Linked DNA regions of Homo sapiens: region 1 is linked to region 2. A link is a loop called in an ENCODE intact Hi-C map of the cell type or tissue named here. Cell type or tissue: PC-9. All regions are shown on one strand. Each heading gives the region's core, and the rest is flanking DNA. Links, peaks and the distances in the headings are about the cores only.

Region 1 (4,401 bases), core at 227-4,226, 880 kb before region 2:
CAAATCAGGCACAGTACTCTCTCTACAGAGGTCTTCTCTGAATTCTTCTCAGCACAATGTTCCCGAAATGCTCAATCAGAGCTGACATGCAAGAAGCAAAAATGACCACCTCTGACCTAGTCAGTAATGGCAATAATATCTGAACAGCTATTGAGCCGCTGTGCTAGGCATTTCATGTAGTTTAGTTCAATTAATCTTCACAATAATCCTAACAATGTAGGTACTATTATCATATCTTTCTGGCAAATAAGGAAATTGAGCTCAGCAGAGTTAAATAGCTGGACTACAGTCACACTGCTAGTTAATGGTATAGCTGAGATTGAGCCCACGCAGTTTGAATCTAGAGACAGTACACTGGGAGGTAGTGCTGAGAAAGTTTTTTAGATCCAAGAGTATCAACAGAAATACCTACTAGTTCATATACAGGTGGCGCTGGTGAAAATGCAGTTGGCTTAAAAATCTTGAGTTCCACTTTCAACTCTGACATTCAAAACTGCGTGTTTCTTAAAAATTACAGTGGTAATGAATTACCTCTATCATGAGTTTTAAGAAACTCTTGAGTGATATGAAATAAATCAGATAGTACATAAAAGAGAGTTATTATAGTGAATAATATGTAATGGAAACTCAATACACATGAAGTTGCTCTCTTTTTTTCCTAAAGTCATAGGGGATGAATGGAGGTTTCTTATCTTTCTCTTCCTTCTAACTCTTAGTTTAGTAAACAAACTTTTTCTCCTTCTGGACATTTTTTTGGGAATAGAGTTTTTGCTCCTTGTTGGGATAATGGGAAAGAGGCTACATTGTAGAAGATGGCAATAAGATTTGTCATCTTTGTAGGAAAATCCACAATCACTACGATGGATTTTTTCCTATTTTGTGTAAAAGACTTGATACTTGTAAAATATATATTCTTCTGGAGTGAGTAGAAGCTGATGTTTTTGTCTGCCATTTACATTTTACTGTAAATTGAAACTTCTGTGAGATTATCTTTTGGAGGTCAAGATTAGAATGCATTGTTTATTATTAAGAACTTAGGTGGTATTAATATGAAAGAAAAGGATAGAAAGTATAAATGGAGAGTCAAAATAAACACATCACCCACTTCTGGTCATGCCTGATATGGTCCTGCATCCATAGCTGCCTAATCTGAAGATGCAAATAAATGATTCCAAAATATACATGTATGTATGATAGACAACAACCTCGGTGCATGGATATGAATGGCATGGCATTTTATGGTTGGAGAGACAGAAAGAGGACGCTCAGTCTAGGGTTCTATTTAAGTGAAATATACTTCAAAATTACGCCTCATTTTGAGTCTGACATCATTTTCAAAGGTTAGCTGCCTACTGCCAAGCTTCTGGAACAGCCTTGGGGTATACCTATGGGAAATGACTTAATACTGGTAATCATTCCTTTATCTCATCAAGACCAATTTATAACCCAGTGGTTTAGGAGTTCTTCTAAAGGCTAGTTTCAAACCCAGTAAATATGAAAGTTGTTTATGAAAGAAAAACTTCCTACCATACAAACCATCATTAATCATAAGCCTTGCCCAAGTAGTGAAGAGGTGAAGTCAATGAGGAATACTCAGTGCTGAAGGAAGGGTGGGAAATAGGGCTTAAAATGAGACAACATGAGTTCAGATGCCAGTTTTGCTATTTCACATCAGTGTGAAGCCTATATTATTTAACTCCCCTGAACATTTATTTGTTTAAAAAAAAGGGATATCTATGCTTTTTTTCCTGGATGGTTGAGAAACCTAAATTAGAAGAGTATGTGAACGTGCTTGGTATACTAAGATGACATGTTCTGACCCTGTCAGCTAAATATACTTGGAATTTTCTGCTCTATTCCAGAGGCATCTGGTATAGAAGTACTCTATCAGACACTTCTATAATCTCTTTATGACCTGGTGGCTTTCTAGGAAAGGGGTCTTTATCTGGCAGCTGAATTCAGAAAGCTTGTGACTGGTGCTAGTACCTTAAAGTGATGTTTTCACAGAGCACCATGAAGCTCAAGTTCCATGTCTGGTGTCCCTTTTCCTTGTGATTAGGACCACCACTCATGGTCAGTGAGAAACTTGGTGGTTCTTCTATCACTTATCTTCCTAGTAGGAGAAGCTATATTATGCAATGAAGATGCTGAACTGGAATTCAGGAAATTCAAGTTGCAAATTATAGACAGCCTTCTGGATCTTTAATTGTTTACTAATAAGCTGTGGAATAGGGAGGAATGGTGGCAAAAAAATGTTCTCCTATCTAATTTGTCACTCCCTGACTCTCTTTCTTATTCAATCTTGATGCCTTTTGACCTTCATAACTCCCCACCTTTCTACCTTTCTTGATATGTCTAAAAAAAAATTGGACAATTTTTCTTCTGTGTTTTATTTAAGACCTTGACTTCCTTTAGAGAAAGATCATGATGTAAATGTGAAATAGAATGTTATGCCTTCTCAGCCCATCTTGTTCCAAAAATATTATACTGTGGCTAAGACTATATAGTCTCTTCACATTTTTTCCCGTGATGCCGTATATGAAAATACAATTATTTATTTTAATTATGTATTCAAGTAAAAGAATGCTCCTCTAAATGAGTACTCCCCTAATGAGAATGAATGGAGTTTTAAAAACAAATCTTTTCCATGCCAGTTATCATGCTGTTTTCCTTTGTTGGTGATATTCAACATTTTCTACTCTAGAGGCCAGTATAACGTTAAAAATGAAAATCTTTTTTCTTCCATGATAAGATCTTAAAAACAAAGTCCTTAAAACAAATCTCACATAAAACAGAAAAAAAGAAATCTCTAACCACAGAAAAGTACTTGTAAAATGAAGATAATCCAAAACAGAAAGTCCAGGGAGAATTAAACAATGATTGAGGTTGGTAGATGAATTAGGGGCACAAAATATTTCTTCAAAGTTATCTAATCTGGGGAACAACAATATATAACCAGTAGAATGTTGGAAATAATACAAGAAAAATGCAAAACAAAAGAAAGCCATCATGAAGTATCAGATAGAGTGGGAACAAATATTTATATGCAGATTCTAGAAGTGCTTCTATCATGCTTAAATGACAGTGATAGGAAAATAAAGAAAGGAAATACCTGTCTCTACATTTGGGGTATCTACACTTTATAAAAAATCACTGGTCTATTAAAATCCATATTCAACCCCTACCTTTTCATGCTTAGCTAATTACCTTGCCTCTTTCATCTAGAAAACCAAGGTCATAGCTATAATATCCTCCAAATCTTTCTTACATGTAACTCCACAAGCTAGTTTATATCTGCCATCAAATTCATTGCCTTCCTCTCAGTACCAGAAGAAAGGATGCCTCACTTTTTGTTTAAATCCAAACCCTGACCATGTCTGAGGCCACATCTCCTCTCACTCCTGCCAAGATTTGCTCCATTAGATATTCTGCTTCTTCAACTAATATCTTTCATTTTCCCCCACTCTCACCTCCCCACCCCTGTTCATTCTCCTCAGCCAATCCACCCTCACCTCCCCACCCGTTCATTCTCCTCAGCCAATAAACATGTTTGAACATTTCTTACCCCAAAAAGGGAAAAGAAACAAACAAACAAACAAATACTGTGTTTGCGTCTTGATTAAGCAACTGTTCGATCTCTCTGCTCTGTTCCTCCAAATCTCTGACAAGAACAGTCTATAATTTCTTCTAATTCACTCTTCAGTTTATTTCAGTCTAATGTTTGGCCTTACCACTCCTCTGAACCTTGCCTTGCTGAGTCACCGATAACCTTCTAAATGACCAATCCATGGATATTTTTAAATCCTTGATTTATAGGACTTTTCGTTGCACTTGCCACGGCAATTAAATCATTTATCTTGAACTTCCTAATCCCCTTTCTTTGGTGTCATTTTATTCTCCTTCTGTCTATACACTGGTAGTCTTCTTGGACTACTGTTCATCACCTGACACTTTATTTATGATAACCCACATATTGATCTTATATTTGAAAGTCTTCAGTAGCTCCCCATCACCATCAGATAAAACCAAACTCCTTAGCATGGGACAGCAGGCATTCCATAAACTGGCACCTTGCCTAAAGCAATACTTGAGCATAAAATTATAAATGTTTGTAAAACTAATATATTTTATATATATATAGCAGTAAATAAAAAGAGTTCTAAGATTTTAATGTTTGCAACTAATCTGAGTCTTTATGTTTCCGTGTGCTTATTCAAGTTTGGACCAGGCATCACAGTTTTTTTCTTGGAGAAATTAAGACTCTGAATGTTTGATTGGTATAATGTCATAAAATATAGCTATAGTGAATCAGTCTAGTCTACTCTCTTAATATAAGAAATGCTGTATTTTTGGCAGGGCGTGGTGGCTCACACCTGTAATCCCAGCACTTTGGGAAGCCAA
Region 2 (4,401 bases), core at 167-4,166:
CACAAAGCAATCTACTAAGAGATGCCTGTGGCAAGCAGCTTCAACTAGAATCAAAAGGACAGTCAGAAATATCCATACTGCTTACACAAGGAGTAACCGAGGCAGAGTAATCCAAACACTGCATCCCCTTTTCTTATACATACAAAGCCTGGCACACCGGGGCTGTTGAGAAACATGAATTAGCCCATCTCTGACATAAAGCCTCGGCAAAATAAGCGTCTGCTACACGTAACTCAAAGTTCTCTGCCCTTCCTCAGAAGAACGTGGCTTACTGGAAGCCAAATTCTTACAAGGAGTACATCAAAGAAGAAATCTATTTCCTTGGGTTTTTAAAATTATTATTTTGTTTCTCATTACACAGACAGCATTAACGGAACACCAAGGAAGAGAAAAAAGAGTTACCACCCATAATCCTGCCATCCGATGAATATTTCTTGTTTTGTTTTGTTTTGTTTTTGTTTTGTTTTGTTTTTTGAGATGGAGTTTTGCTCTGTCACCCAGGCTGGAATGCAATGGTGTGATCTTGGCTCACTGCAACCTCCGCCTCCCAGGTTCAAGCAATTCTCCTGCCTCAGCCTCCCGAGAAGCTGGGATTACAGGCACGCACCACCATTCCTGGCTAATTTTTGTATTTTTGGTAGAGATGGGGTTTCACCGTGTTGGCCAGGCTGGTCTCAAACTCCTGACCTCGGGTGATCCATCTGCCTCGGCCTCCCAAAGTGCTGGCATTACAGGCGTGAGCCACCATGCCTGACCCCAGTGAACATTTCTATTTGCCTGTAAGCATCCGTTGTTTTTCCAAAAATAAAATTGCACCAGGTGATTGTATCAATATGTATTTAACTTGCATCCTGTTGGGCCATGAGACTTTAAAAGATGGTACAGGCCAGGCGCAGTGGCTCACACCTGTAATCTCGGCACTTTGGGAGGCCAAGGCAGGAGGATCGCTTGAAACCAGGAGTTTGAGACCAAGCAACATAGCGAAACCCCATCTCTACAAAAAATACAAAAATTAGCCTGGCTTGGTGGCACATGTCTGTGGCCCCAGCTACATGGGAGGTTGAGACTGGACGATCATTTGAGCCCAGGAGGTCAGGGCTGCACTGAGCCATGATGGTGCCACTGCACTCCAACCTCAGTGACAGAGTGCAACCCTTACTTCAAAATAAATCAATAAATAGCCCAGGCTCTGCAGTCAAACTGGGTCTGAATACAAGTTCTGCCATTATTGGTCTAGGAAACTGAGGCTGGTTATTCTCTGTCTCTGGGCCTCCAATTTTATCTGTATATAAAAATGAGAATGATGCTAGCACTTCCTTCAAAGGGTTATTGTGAGAAGTAAATGAGACAGTGCATGAAAAATCCTTAGTGTCACACTTGGCCCATCATAACCACTCAATAGATGTTGACTGTTTTATTATTTATAATAAATTCATCTTTAGCTAATACCATTATGCAAGAAGATAAAAGGAAACCCTTCCATTTCCTGAACAGGGGTGAGACCTGACCTGCAATTTTGCTCATAGTTATGCAATTTCCCCACCCATCTCTTTTCTTTGCAGACACAGGGTTCATAGCCACAGCAGGTGACGGTGCAGGGCCCTGAGCTCTGATCTTGCGTAACAGAAATAGAGTCTGCTCTTGACCTGGTCACCCAGAACCACAGCATTGAGAAAGAAAACTTAGACATCCAGCTATGTCCAACTGCCACATTGAGTCAAAAGGAAACTGAGGCCTTGAGAAAGGAGATTTGCCTGAGGAAAGGGCTCAACCACAGTCTCCCAACCCATTTGCCTTTGTTCATTGCTTGGGTGCCACTGCAAGTCTGGCCCTGTTTACAGCACATTGCAGCTTTCTACAGGAATTCATCCCATTAACTTCACTTCTCAGCCCTGAAGCCTTCCTCGGTCTCCTTGCTCCTGTGCTTCTGTGGTGAGGTCACCTTTTCTGGAAATCCCTGTGATTTCTTTCCACAAGCCCTCAGCTATGCATGTGGCAATGAGGTCAGCTGAAACTAATGATGACGTGTTACGTAGAAATAAGTAAAATCTTAGATTGAGCTCAGACAAAACCACATTAAAATCTCAAATGTCATTTTCTTACACTTCAAAAATAAAATGTCAGGACCATAAGGCTCTTCTCTATTCTCTTCTCCTTTGTCTTTCAGTTGCTTTTTGTATCTGAGTGTATTTAATTGTGCATTTCTTTCCTCTGGCACTAGAAGGACCCAAATTTTTCTAATAGATCATTTCGCGGTAGTTACAATCTGACCTAAAACAGGAAATACTCAGTAGTTCACAGTAAGGAAATCTATTCTCAAGAAGAAACTCGTAACCTATCAAGGGGTTTTATTGAAGCATGAATAAGCATTTGAATTTCAGTTTATCTACAAATCTATCACTACTGTTAACCAAAACAAAACAAGTTTTCAGTAAAAATTGTCACCTGAAGTAATCTTTATAAAAGCTTGAAAAATGGACTGGCCTCAGCCCAGTTGACCAGCTTTACTCCATAGGTGTTTGTAGCTTTGCTTGTACACGTAGTGTGTTAAAGTAATACGCTTTAGGCTCTGTCCATTTTTGACAGAAGGACCCCAAACTATGTGAATATAAATTTTTTTAGTAGTTTAAAGAAAACTAGCTTCAGAAGTTCTCAATATCCTGCATCCACTAACTCAAATTATCTTAGTTGGGTGTTGCCAAGTAGAAAGAAATGAATAAAAATGATGCACAATTAACCCAGCTTTACTATAAAAATGCCTCAAAAACGGCACAGTTCTCTTGAATAGTTCTCTTGAAGAGGCTCACGGTACACTACAGCTCAATCTGAAGCGCATTTCCACAAGTATCAAATTAGTGTTCATTAAGGTAATAAGATGTTTACTGGGTTGACTTTTGTTCTTTTTATAACAGTGTTGGGTTTGTAGGAAAATCTTATTTCTCATACTCACTCTTAGGAAGACTCATTCCTTTTTTTCCTCTCCACGTGCCCCATATTTTTTATTATGCAGACTCATCTACCTATTACCATTCTCAACTCATAGCCAGGGGAAAGAAGCTCTGCCCTGCACATTATACATAAAATCAATACATATTTACCACACAACCACTGTGTACCCAATAGAATACAAGTTGCTATGAAAATGGAAAATACCTGTACTTGACTCTGGGACTTACCATCTACATATTTCCTTGTGACCCAGGTGAGTACAGCCCGAGTGATGAGCTCAGTGCAAAGCAGGGGAGGAGGCCTGCCTAAGAACAACAGTGGGCTCTTTGCCAGGCTTTTCTGCCTTTCCGGGAGCTGGAGCAGGTCAGGGCAGGTCCTCACTTTGAGGAGCCAGATTCCAAGTCTTTTACATGAGCACCTCCTGATAGTGGCTACCGTTCACTGCCCTCTTGCTTTGGGCCAAGCTGAGACATTCAATTTTTGCCACAATCTTATCATGTAGGTATTATGATTCCCATTTTACAGATGTGGAAACTGTAGCACAGATGGGTTACATTGTTAAAGGTTAAATAGCTTTAAAAAGTGGCAAACTCAGAATCTGAACTCAGGACTGACTCCAATACCAAACTTCTCAATCAGATTCTAGTCACCTGCTTTGCCGGTGTCCTTACTTGAACATCCAACCTCATCCAGGCCTGCAAAATCCTTCCCATCCATTAACAACAGACTTAATATAAAGAAACAGAAAGCAAAAGCTTTAAGCCAGAATGTAAACCTTAGTTATAGCCATCAACAACTTCTCTTTTACTATTATTATTGCACTAAGCTATACAACATGAAATGTTGTTGCCCAGAGTTGTACTAAAGATATATTGACTAAATATAAAACTAGCCCATTAACTTTTAAGAATTTTCTTCTCCAAATTCTGTACAGAATGTGCAAATTAATTAAGCCCTAGTGCTATAAACTTGAGAAAATCAGTCTTAACCAGCTGAGGAGCCACTATGTCATCTGGTAGTCAGAAATGACCAAATAATTAAGCATATTTCTGATATAAAAAAAGCACAGAAACATTTTATTATAAAATAACAGTACTTTTATCCAAATGACCGAATAAAGGTTGCTGCCTGATTCTCAATATTTTTAAACTGTGTATTAGGTCTGGAATTGATATTAGGTTTCCCAAGTCCGTCAGTTCCTCCACTACTGACTTAGCTGGTGATCTAATGTCAGGGAAAACACTTGTTTGTCTGATTTTTAAATGGATTATTCCTAGAAGATAATAATAATAGCAATAATGCTATTGCTATTATTTGGTCACAAAGAGGATGATTTTGTTGTCCAACAAACCTAGGTTTATACGTGAGCTGTATGATGTAGTAGCAAATGTTTTAACTTCTCCAAACCTCACCTGTAAAATGGGGGTAATAAGGACTCTTCAGAGAGTCTTT

The links. A loop is a pair of places that touch in the nucleus more often than their neighbours do. Peaks named below come from ENCODE experiments on the same cell type or tissue, not always from the same donor. Only the 100,000 strongest peaks of a DNase experiment are listed, where the experiment ranks them.
Region 1: a loop joins it to region 2, with 13 times the contacts of the local background. A loop is called at or near these places in 2 of 110 quality-filtered maps.

What each region holds. Positions count from the first base shown.
Region 1 is chr3:178,323,907-178,328,307 of GRCh38, reverse strand. All of the region lies in intron 2 of LOC105374235 (a long non-coding RNA gene), which reads left to right. Among named protein-coding and RNA genes, the nearest start is that of LINC01014, 93 kb to the left of the region's middle. In PC-9, for the core only: CTCF peaks have their summits at 2,509 and 2,708; no DNase peak of the experiment used is centred there.
Region 2 is chr3:177,447,037-177,451,437 of GRCh38, reverse strand. The region is part of intron 1 of LINC00578 (long intergenic non-protein coding RNA 578); the gene reads right to left. Among named protein-coding and RNA genes, the nearest start is that of LINC00578, 7.3 kb to the right of the region's middle. In PC-9, for the core only: no CTCF peak of the experiment used is centred there; DNase peaks (open chromatin) are centred at 1,727 and 3,247; H3K4me3 peaks cover 1,609 bases; H3K27ac peaks cover 3,269 bases.